Regions from separate parts of the Homo sapiens genome. Here region 2 is linked to region 1. A link is a contact called in ENCODE Hi-C or POLR2A ChIA-PET data. All regions are on one chromosome and are shown on one strand. Each heading gives the region's core, a stretch centred on a gene start or an enhancer-like site at or near the end of the contact. The rest is flanking DNA. Distances are from core to core; before and after follow the strand shown. Region 1 overlaps LOC124901774 (a long non-coding RNA gene). Region 2 has its middle 17 kb from the start of GIMAP5.

Region 1 (5,971 bases), core at 1,780-4,279:
AGTGTAGTAGAAAAGAATGTTTGCATTTATATCATTGCTTACTGCAGACAGATATGAGTGTAGTGTTAAATCACTGGCAAATAATCAGCTAAACAATTAGCTGATTGGCATTTAATGGCCTTACATTTTGCAGAAATCATTGGTGATTTTTATTATATTGCTTTGATTGTTTAAAAGTGTTTTAGTGATATCTGGAGGAAATTGTTGGGGTTTTTGGATGGGCTAGAAATGTACTGCAGCTTTTCCCCTTTAAATGATGAAATATAGAACCCCTATTGTGGAATTTTGCTATGTAACTTTTTTTGGGATGTATGACATTCGGAGCAAGGGATTCCTCTACTGTGAGATGTAATGGGGTGGCATTGTAAAAGACTCAGCAGGCCATGAAGGCAAAGAGTTGTGGGTGAGTCAGGGCTTTATAAAGATCTCTGAGCATCTGAGAACCTGCTTCTCACACACAATCTGTTTTCCTGGCTATTATGAGTCAAACAGGGAATAAAGCTGACCAATAGTACCTTTAAGTTCTGTTGACTTTACAATTCTATGATAAACCTGGGAAAGTAAAACCACCAGGAAAAGAGTCTGTTACCTTGGTGAAGGAGGGTAGAAGCGATTTGGGATATTCTAGGCTCAGCAGGTGCAACGTGGAGAAGAAGCTAGGGACACAGTTGACAACGAGAGGCTCCCACATGTGGCCCTCATTGATCTGTCCCCCACCCCATCTAGAGCCATTTGAGCCACTCCAACTGAGGCCCAGTCTGCAAGGAGTGAAGTCAAGTTGTACCCAGTGTGCTCTGCCCAAATTCTTGACACACAAAAACACGTTGTTTTAAGCCACTGAGTTTTGGAGTAGTTTCTTATGCAGCAACAGATAATCAAATCACCTGAGTGGGTTCCTACAAGGAGAATTGCTATACAATTGGTACATGCATTTGTAATTTTGAAAGATATTACTGAATTGCTTACAATAAAAATTTTAGTCAAATTAGTTTCACCAGCATTTTATTAGTTTCCCATATTGATTTCTCATAATTTTATCTTTGCCAAACTGATAGGTGAAAGATGATGTTAGTGTGATTTTCATATACATTACTCAATGGGAATATGATTGAGTCATTTGTCATATGTCTATTTATTAAAGAAAGAACTATATTTTTTATTGATATCTCTTACATATTTATTGCCCATGTTTCAATTCTGATGGGAATAATTTTGATATTGATTTGTAAAAGTTCTTTATGGGGCCAAAAATGATAATTTATCTTCTTTTTTTGAATTTTTTATAAAACAACTTCTAATTTCTTTCACTGTTAATTTATTGTGGCTAGTATCTAAGAGAATGTTAAATAAGTAATCACAATGATAGTAGGCTTCCTTAGCTTGTTCTTAACTTTTGTGGCAATATCTCAATGTTTACCATTAAACTAGATGCAGACTTTGAGGTTGAGATGGAAAATTTTCTTATGGGGAAAAAGAACCAATTATTAGACATTTAATTTTACCAAATTACTTTTCAACAGCTAAGGAGGTGATCAGATTATGTTGCTCCATAGCTTTGTAATACATTAAATTGTATAAAAATATTTCCTAGTATTTCCTAATATTGACTTCTTTGCATACTTAGACAAATCTTAATCACACAAGGTGTTGCTTGATTCTATTTGTTAATAGCTAATTCAGGATTTTTGCCTTGATATTCCTAAGTAATCTTATCCATTTCTAAGACAGAGCAATTCTGTCTTCAATTGTGCTAGTTCTAGCTGGACCTGGTTTGAGGGTCTCGTCTCTTTTTGTTAAAGTAAATTAAAATGGAGACCAGACCCGGAGAATACCTGAGCAGACAAAAGCAGTTAGGCCTTACAAATGACCTCAACCTTGCTTGATTTGCAAAGATAAGCAAGTCTTAATTTGAGCTATTTCTTGTAAATGTTTAATATTAAATAAAAGCAGAACTTAAGCTCAACTAATTAGAAGTAGCCAGCAAACAAAACTATGGACTTTACAACAGGGTAGACCAAATAAGGTAACTGTATAACTGTAACCAATCAAATATTTTATTTTCTTCTGTGCCATCCTATAAAACCTCCCTCTTCTATTTTTACCATCACCACCTTTTCCCTATCACTACCTCCTTTCTCAGGCAAACATGACAGTTAACAAAAACAGTAGGATAATGAATGTTATTAAGGAGAACACTAGGATGTTTTAAGAGTGTATAGAGGATCTGCTAAACTAATAGTAGGAGTAGTTGGAAAAGACTTCTTAGAAAAATCAACATTGTTTAAGCTGAAATTGAATAGTGAGTAGAAGTTAGGGAAAGAGATTAGAAGTATTTCCAGGAAGAAGATAAAGCATATTCCAAGGTAAGTGAAGACATGGAACTCTCAGTTAATCAAAGAAAGCCAAGGATGGCTAGATCCTCAAGGTGGGAAGTCACATTGTGTAGAAATGAGGCTGGAGATTTTAGCAGATGATTTTTTACAGAAACTCATAATTAAGTTTGGATCCTGAATGTTTTATTATGGAAAATGGAAAAACACTCCAGGCTTGAATCTAGGTATGTCACAGTCAGATATGTGTAATTGTGGGCTGTGTGAATTATGAATTCAAAACCTTCTCCCTCATCAGGCTTTACATAATCTGAATTTTGGTCGCTTTAATTGTGGTCCTCCTCCACTTGCTCTGCCTCCCACGAACTGCACCCTCTCAGTGCATGGAAACAGAACAAGTGAGTCAAAGAGAGCATAGAGGAACCCTGGCTGTAAACTTTGAGGTGAACCCACTGGGTCACCAGCCCATTCTGTTTCCTTTGCTCATAACCCTGTCAGCCCCTACCCCATTTCCTCTCCAAAAACTCTCCCATAATATCTTTTCATTTTCACTTGCTGTCCTTCCTGAGTTTCATCTCCCTGAGTGTTGAGAGGCATTTGGTTTCTAGGTGTTTTGTGAAGTGTGAAAAATAACTTCAGTGTGTGAAAGGAAACCACAAGACCCAGGGCTGCTATAGCAGCAAGCTCTGTTCTCAGAGAGGGTAGATAACTGTCTTATCCTGTGTGATCTGAAAGGGCTGAAAGTCCCCTCAGTAAAACATGCACCCCATTGGTCTGGAGCTGTCATTCCTCTCTCAGAGGTAAAGGTTTTCCATCAGGACAGTGGCTAGGTAAGGGGAAAATAACTCACAGGGAGATACTGAGAAGGAAGTCAAAGGAGCTGAATACAAATCAAATATTAATAGCTCAAGTGAAGAGTTAACAATTCAAGCCCTTGGCTGGGCACCGTGGCTCACACCTGTAATCCTAGCACTTTGGGATGCTGAGGTGGGTGGATCATGAGATCAGGAGTTTGAGACCAGCCTGGCCAACATGGTGAAACCCCGTCTCTACTGAAAATACAAAAAATTAGCTGGGCATGGTGGTGGGTGCCTGTAATCCCAGCTACTTGGGAGGCTGAGGCAAGAGAATTGCTTGAATCTGGGAGGCAGAGGTTGCAGTGAGCTGAGACCACGCCATTGCACTCCAGCCTGGGTGACAGAGCAAGACTCTGCCTCAAAACAAACAAACAAACAAACAAACAAATCAAGTCCTTAAATGCTGGGGGTCCACTGGAAGGTTTCTTTGACGTGGTCTGTTGCCTGTTATCTTGGCCACATCTTGTAAAAAGATGACCTCTATAGGTTTAACTTGCTACAGATCCCAGGCTTGAATATCATCCATTAAAATAGCAGAGACTGCTCTATTTGCCTTTCTCTAACTTTCCTTCTTCATCCTGCCCTGAAGTTCTCCCACATACATTTTTAACTACTCAGTCCATCAGTGATCACATATACCCAAAATACGTCCTCCATATTCTCACTGGGGTTCTGGAGTTAGACAGAACTGAGTTCCAGTTTCTACTGGGCCACTGACTAGCTAAGTGTCCTTACTCAAACTTGAGCCTAATTTCCTTCATCTTAAGGTGGGAACAATTTAAACTATCCAGTCTGAATTAAATGGAAAAGTGCACGTAAAGGATGAATTCCCAGTGGCTAGCACAGAGGTTTTCAAGCCTTAGCCTGCATCAGAATCACCTAAAGAGTTTATTAAAATACAAATGGCTAGGCAACATCCCTGGAATTTCTGAACTAGTAGGTTTTGAATGGAGCCTGAAAATAGCATTTCTGACAATTCCCATGATGCCACTGGTCTGGGGACCTCACTTTGAGAACCACTGCTCTTGGACATTGCTGTATCATTTGCACTGTTGAAGTTGGGCCACTGCCATGACTAGTGGAATTGGGGCCTGTGCCCAGCTACAAATAAAAGTTGGAGGTTTATTTCTGAGGCATCTCAACTTTCAGGGACATTTAGGCTGTTTCCTGATGGCCCACAGCACCTCTCCATTTTGTTTCTTCTAGGATGATCTTAGATGAGAGGGTCTTATGTTGACTTTTCTCACCTAAAATTTTACATTTCAGATGTGCTTTTAAAAACTCTCTTATGATCTCCATTTCAGCTGATTTAATCATAGGTGAGAGTCCTTTAACAGACAAAGCTTTAGCTCAGTGGTTCTCAAACTTTAGCAGGCATCAGACTCACTTGGGGGTTTTACTGAAACTTAGATTGCTGGACTCCGCCCCCAGAGTTTCTGATTCCATGAGTTAAGGATGGAGCCCATATTTCCTAACAAGTTTCCGGTTCATACTGATGCTGCTGATCCATGGCCCACATTTTGAGAACCACTGGTCTAATACACAGTAAGTCTGAAAAGGAGCTAATACTATAAACTAGCACCCCTGGGGACCATCAGAATGACTGGGCCATTTACATGAACTCCAAGTAAGGTTTAAAATCTCTGATGTATCTGTCATGTGGCAGAGGATGGAGTAAGGGGAAAAAGAAGAAGAAACCAACCTGGCTCCATCTGTACAAATGTCTTCCCATGTTGCTGAGGAAATGAAACCAGCACACATGGAGAAATGGAGTCCAAGAGGCATTGTCTGATTGACAGACAGCAGAGGATCAAAAAATCTCAAGTTGTGGAGGTTGTCATGTAGGAATTTTGCACTAAAGGAAGGGAGGATTTGGAAATGTGGAGAACTTTGGGGACAGACAAATAAACAGGTGGAAGGAAATAGTGTGAATGGCTTTAAGGTAAAAACAAGCATTGCCTGGGTAAGAAAAAGTAAATGGGTACCCCTTATAGAGCAGATACAGCTACCGCTTACTTAATTCTTTCTGGCTCAGCCCTGGGTTTTATATCTTCTTCTCATTTAATGCTTACAGCAACAGTAGGAAGTAGAAATTATCATGTCCATGTCTAAAGAAGTAAAAATAAGGCTCAGGAAGATGAGGAACTCAACCAGTGTTACTCAGAGAATGAAAGTAGAATCAGAGATGGAGTCTGTCTACCCCAAGCGCCTTGCTGCGAGTCTCATAAGGTAGCAGAATAGAAGCAAGGGGGCTGTGAAGAAAGTTTGCAGCCTGATATAAAAGCTGTCAATTTCAGGCCAAGAAGTGTGAACTGTAACCTAGGTGATCATGGCTTCTTGAGCAACACACATGGTAGGTCTGAGCTACATAATCTTGATCTGCTGGGTACAGACTCATTAGAGAAGTGAAGAGAGAAGTCCCTTCTAGCTACAGAAAGTCTCCCTGTTCTTCTCCTTTTCCTGCCTCTCCTTTGCTCCCTAAACCCTGTACTTCACTCTCCCACTGTCAGTTTGTGCCTCTTTCTGTCTCACTGCTCTTCCCTCTTTCCTCTCTCTTTCTTGCATGGTGTCCTGTTAATCCTGATCCCAGCTCCCAGCCCCACTACCTTAGGGAATATCCAACCTCATGGGACACCCATTCCTCAGTCCCACGCTGAACCCAGAATCAGTGGGTCCTGAAGGTCAGAAAGTAGAGCAGAGACACTGGCTTTCCTGAAAAGGCCACTCCAGAGCCTGCCTGTCTGCTCTCAGAGCCCGCTCTGCCTCCATCCAGAGAACGCATGT
Region 2 (5,780 bases), core at 572-3,071, 87 kb before region 1:
GATTGGTTTACTGTCTCCATCATTTTGCCTTTTACAGAATACCATTTAGTTGGAATCATACAGTATATAGCCTTTTCAGATTGGCTTAGTTCACTTAGCAATATGCATGTAAGTTTTCTTTATGCTTTCTCATGACTTGTTAGCCCAGTTACTTTTTGAATGAATAAGATTCCATGGTCTAGATGTGCTACACTTTATTTATCCATCCACCTATTGAAAGATATCTTGGTTGTTTCTAAGTTTTGACAATTATGAATAAAGCTGCTATAAACCTTTGTGTGCAGATTTTTGTGTGGACATAAGTAATATATTTTTAAATAATGGGACAAAAAAGGAGAGCTTTCTAAGAATGACAGCGCCATAAAGAAAACATTTGTTCAAATTTCCAGACAGCAAAAAACTCACCATAGCAAACTTAAGAGACAAACAGCAGGGGGTGGTATTTGCAAGATATGTGACCACAGTTGACAGTTCTATTTTACTTAGCACACTGTGAACTTAAAGGAGATAAGATTCTCAAACTCTTTGACTATTTTATTTTATTACCTGCATGTCTGTGGTAGGAGAGAGACATATCAGTGATTCCCTTTAGATTTGTCCAAAAAATCTTATAAGAATTTAGTCCTGTTAGGAATTACCAGATTTCTATTTACATCTCACTGTTAGGAAAACACATTTTGAAATGAAACCACCATAATTCTACAGACTTTTAGAGAGGGAAAGTTATAACTGTTATTATATGAAAAGTGAACATTACAATATTAATATGAGAGAATATTTTGGAAGTCAAATCTGGCTTTCATTGCAAAGTGCGAACTGTATATGTTATCTGCGTTAGAACCGCCCTCCTCTCCAAACTAAATCAAAGAATCAGGAGTCACCTGTATCTCACTCTCTGGCTTATAATTTCTTTAAAAACTGAATCCATCTAAATGCAAATGTGCAAGTAACTGATCAAGCTCTGCCTCATTCACCTGAGAAAGTCCCCAGAGAGGAGCTCTGCCCACTCCCCCTGCACCCACCACCACAACACAGAGGCTCCCAGCATGACCGGGGCCACCCTCTTCCCTTCTCCCGAGCCCCTTGTTAACTTGTCAAGGGCTTGTCACTTTGGCTAAATCACATCATGAATGGGGTCAGATGTCTTCCTGGTCCCTGCGGAAATGAAATCCTCCTGGGTGGGGAAATCTCCTAAGCCTTGCCTCCCCCTCAGGTCAGAGCACAGGTAACCTGAGGGCAGGGCATTTGGCAGAAGTAAGAGGGAGCCATAAAATGTTTCAAGAAAGATGCCTGCTCCTTGTGCAGTGGAACCTGGAGAGTGCCCTTGGGTTCAGTCCTCACTGCCATCTAGAATTCAATATAGGAAACTCTCTTGGCCAGGCTCATGCCTATAATCCCAGCACTTTGGGAGGCTGAAGCAGGTGTATCACTTGAGCTCAGGAGTTCAAGACTAGCCTGGGCAACATAGGGAGACCCCATTTCTCAAAAAAAAAAACAACAAAAATAAGAAACTCTCTTTATGGCGCACTGCAGATGGTGGCTGGGAGATGTGTATATGTCCAGCCTGGGCCAGTAACAGGCAGCTGTTGGCCTTCCCTGGGATGCAGCCATATTCAGATGTTTAGTGGCTTTTCCGGGTCTCAGTGCTCCTGCTAATTCTGGTAAAAAGTTTGTTTTGCACAAAAGCATCACAGAGGTGTGGTGGGAAAAAGGAAGCAGAGCTGTTTTACAAACAGCTTCTTACCCTGGCTGTCTCTCAGGGCCTTGAGTCACCCTCTGAGGGCGGCTTTGTACGGAAACCCACACACATTGTTATTTTCCTGTCCCCAGGGATATGGTCCCTCTCTCTCTCTCTCTCTCTCTCTCTAGCAGACCAAATTTGTGGCCAGGTTCATCATGTCTCATTGCTCTTGTGTTTTTATAAAGAGCCTATAAGACAGTGAGAGAGACTGCCTAGGAGAGGGAGGGTTGCTCCTAGGCCATCTGTAGACCTTGCAAGAAATTCCAGGACCTGGCAGATAACAAGGCTTGTTTTGTTTTCTTTCATTTTCTCTTCTCTCCCCCACCCCGACCCCCCAGTTCTACCAGTAACAGTCTGTGCCAGCGTGGACAAGACACTTGATCTTTCTAAACCTCAGTTTCTTTATTCCTGAATTAGGAGAAAAAATCATATACCCTAAAGTCCCAGATATGTGCTAACTGAAAATATGACTGATATTATATTTTTAAGAACCTAAAGTCTGGAATAGAATGAGCTCAGATGGTACCCCTATGGTGATACTGATGAGCTCATTTCTTGTGTTTGTGCAAGAGCATTTTCATATATGCACATAGTGGCTGCTGCACCCTCTATGTGGGTACACATATGGCTTCCCCACAAATTGCAGGGCAAGGAAAGATCACCTGAACATCCTTCCCCCACCCTGGTCTTCCACAGAAGGTAGGGGATAGTCTTTGAAGGACAGGCTGAAAATTCATCTTTTGATTTCAATCTCATTTTATTCCCATTGCCTTTTGTTGTTGACTATACCACTCCACTTGATGGAAGTAGTTTCCATCTTAAAGAGGGGAGAAAGATTTCAGGAATAGGACTCAAGATGATCTGCAGTTATATATATATATATATATATATATATATTATATATATATGTATATATAATATATATAAATATATAATATATAAATATATATATAACTGTATGTATATATATACAGTTACGTTTATGTATATATTTTTCAAAGCAGTTTTAGAGTTACAGAAAAATGGGAATGAAAAATACTGAGAGTTCCCCTATACTCCTCACCTTTTGCCCCAATAATTTTCCCTGTTAGTAAATTCTTGGCTTAGTGTGGTTTATATATATATATAGAAGTAGTTAAAACTCCACTGTCCACAAGAATGAAGTCATAGATGGCAAGGGCTTTATTACTAGGCAGTTACCCTGACTCATAACCCTCTAACTGGCAGATCCTCACAACTGCACGTTATGTTTTTCTAATCAGCATGCCATTTATCTTTTGGAAACTCCAGTGAGGGAAGTAGAGAGAATATTATTGCTACTTTTGGCAAATGAGAGTAAGATAATCTGTCCAAGGTCAACCACTAGTTTCAGAGCATTTCACAGTTTTTCCAGTGGGGGTCTCCACCTTCCCCTTCTCCACCATGTCCCTCATAGTGGAGGGAACCATTCTTTACTCTCATTAGCTTAGAGATGATGCTCTCCCAGTTTGAGGCATGAGCTGCTCCCCTTCCTTCCTTCCTTCCTTCCTTCCTTCCTTCCTTCCTTCCTTCCTTCCTTCCTTCCTTCCTTTCCTTCCCTCCTTCCTTCCTTCCTTCCTTTCTTTTTCTTTCTTTCTTTTTGAGACAGGGTCTCACTCTGTCACCCAGGCTGGAGTGCAGTGACACAATCATGACTCACTGCAACTTTGGCCTCCTGGGTTCAAGTGATCCTCCTACATCAGCCTCCTTAGTCGCTGAGACTATAGGCATGAACCACTGTGCCAGGCTAATTTTTTTTTTTTTTTTTGGTAGAGATGGGGTTTTACCATGTGGCCAGGGCTGGTCTTGAACTCCTGGGCTCAGGTGATCCTCCAGTCTCGGCCTCCCTCCTAAAGTGCTGGGATTACAGGCATTAGCCACTGTGCCTGGACAGGTTAAACTGGTCCAACCATATTCCATGTGTGAGACATTTAATACCATTTTAAAATGAATTAATGGAAGGATTGATGGATATAAGATGAGTGAGGTGAGTTGATGGCCAGCCCAGAATAGGCTTTTTTTTTTTTTTTTTGGAGGGGAGCGATGATAGTGCTGTCCAGAGGGCTGGTGTGGCACTTGGGTGGGGTTCTCTGTAGTGGTGGTTTGGGCTAGAGGGATAGCACTGTGACTGGAGAGGAAAAACTCCTCAATAAAATAATTGAGGCAAATGAGAACAATCCTGATGTTTCTGAGAAGCACCCTTTTCACTTCTCTTTCTGTTCAGGCTGGATTCCGAGACAGTAGCAATTTCAGGTTCTCCTTCTCGGAGGAAATGGCCCGCCACCAATCTCTTGGCCAAACACAGCACGTGAATAGCTTTGCTGCATGTTTTCCCGGAGGGCTGATCCCTCTCAGCACACAGGGGCAGCCACAGATTCAGGCCCTACAGGCACTCAGTTTGCCCTGAAACACCTGAAAAAGCTGCCTTCTCCCTTTAATATCCTTTCACCCCCTCAATCTCGGGTGCAGACTTGGCCTCATGTCACTGCTGCTTTAGGAAACCCTGGAAATCTTAGTTCCCTGGTAGTTAAAAGGGGTAGATGGTATTACAAGACCGCCAAGTTTGCCAGGTCCCTGGCCTCCCCCAGTGTAGGAATATCCGCTTCCAAGTCCACCTACCCCTCTGCAGCTCTTTCAGCATCGCCTTATCTTCTCCTCACACACCTTTCCAGGCACCTACCAGTGCCACCTGTTTTCCTCTGATGCTCAGGAGCCCCTCCTTACCGGCTCCTGTGGAGACCACCGTTCAAGACAATCCAGGGGCAGCACATGAGAAAACAGAGAGTCTTGAGTTCTAAACCATCAGCATTGCAGCAAGATGGAGTGAAAAAATGGTTGGTTTTCCCATTTGCCTTCCCCCTCATGCAATCACATCTTTAAAAAATGTCCACCCCAATATCATTCTTGAAAAGAAAAGAATCATCCTTGGAAAGATGAGTTTTTTTTTTTTTTTTTTTTTGAGACAGAGTCTCACTGTGTCACCCAGGCTGGAGTGCAGTGGTGCAATCTCGGCTCACTGCAAACTCCGCCTCCTGGGTTCAAGCGATTCTCCCACCTCAGCCTCCTGAGTAGCTGGGATTACAGGCATGCGCCACCATACCTGGGTAATTTTTGTATTTTTAGTAGAGAAAGGGTTTCACCATGTTGGCCAGGCTGGTCTCGATCTCCTGTCTTCAGGTGATCCACCCACCTCGGCCTCCCAAAATGCTGGGATTACAGGCATGAGCCACTGCGCCTGGCCAAAAAGATGAGATTTATGTTCAGGTTTGCTCTTTCTCTGAGTATCAGTAGCAATAATCAGTTTTGACTATTGGCCAGGTTTCTCCAGGGAAACAGAATATATCTATTAAGAGATATATATCTATTAAGAGATTTATATCTAGAAATTGGCTCATGTGATTTCGGGGTCTGGTATGTCCAAAATCTGTAGTACAGGTGGGCAGGCTGGACACTCAGCCAGGAGTAGACACTGCAGTCTTGAGGTGGAATTCCTTTTCTGGGAAATCGGTTATTGTCTTAAGACTTTCAACTGCCTGGATGATTTCCCTCTATGTTCTGGAAGGTAATTGTTACTTCACATTAACCACATCTGCAAAATACCCTCACAGCAACACCTGGATTAGTGTTTGGTTAGATCATTGGGTACTATGGCCTTGCTAAGTGACACATAAGAATGACCATCACACTCAGTTTGAAGGGCCCTCTCACGGATTGCAGGATGACAGAAAGTGCTTTGGTTTCTATCCAAAACATCAGCACTTGCTTGGGTGTAAAAGCAAGGCTTGAGTTGTGTCACCAGAGCTGTGGGTGGATAACTCTTATTTGAATTGTGCGTACTGTGGGACAGACTTTGCAACCAGATTAGATTAGCTTCCTTGGGACCTGGCTAAAGAACAGAGAGATTCTAGGAGGCAGTACTGGTGCTAAAAATATCCTCAGAGCCACTTACAAAGAAATTACTAAATAGTTACCTCATAGAAAGTGAGTTTTGACATTTAGTACTTACATGAAAATGTTTCCA

What was found. A loop is a pair of places that touch in the nucleus more often than their neighbours do. ChIA-PET counts read pairs that join two places held with the same protein, here RNA polymerase II (POLR2A). Pooled maps may share reads with other maps.
Region 2: a map of natural killer cell shows a loop between it and region 1 (7-fold over the local background). The contact joins two enhancer-like sites. A Hi-C loop is called at or near these places in 9 of 168 maps with a recorded cell type or tissue (CD4-positive, alpha-beta T cell, CD4-positive, alpha-beta memory T cell, CD8-positive, alpha-beta T cell and 5 more), 30 of 37 single-sample maps with no recorded cell type and 19 of 50 pooled maps. POLR2A ChIA-PET finds 5 or more read pairs at or near these places in 18 of 52 experiments (CD4-positive, alpha-beta T cell, CD4-positive, alpha-beta memory T cell, CD8-positive, alpha-beta T cell and 10 more).

The regions. Positions count from the first base shown.
Region 1 is chr7:150,665,594-150,671,564 of GRCh38, reverse strand. All of the region lies in intron 2 of LOC124901774 (a long non-coding RNA gene), which reads left to right. Among named protein-coding and RNA genes, the nearest start is that of GIMAP2, 17 kb to the left of the region's middle. Within about 2 kb of position 3,029, at least 5 of the 41 ENCODE cell types and tissues checked have a DNase peak (open chromatin) inside an H3K27ac peak, as active enhancers do; they include CD4-positive, alpha-beta T cell, CD8-positive, alpha-beta T cell, GM12878 and 1 more, where a contact is called at or near this core.
Region 2 is chr7:150,751,697-150,757,476 of GRCh38, reverse strand. No RefSeq gene overlaps it. Among named protein-coding and RNA genes, the nearest start is that of GIMAP5, 17 kb to the right of the region's middle. RefSeq lists silencers at 1,734-1,793, 1,834-1,883. Within about 2 kb of position 1,821, at least 12 of the 41 ENCODE cell types and tissues checked have a DNase peak (open chromatin) inside an H3K27ac peak, as active enhancers do; they include CD4-positive, alpha-beta T cell, CD8-positive, alpha-beta T cell, GM12878 and 1 more, where a contact is called at or near this core.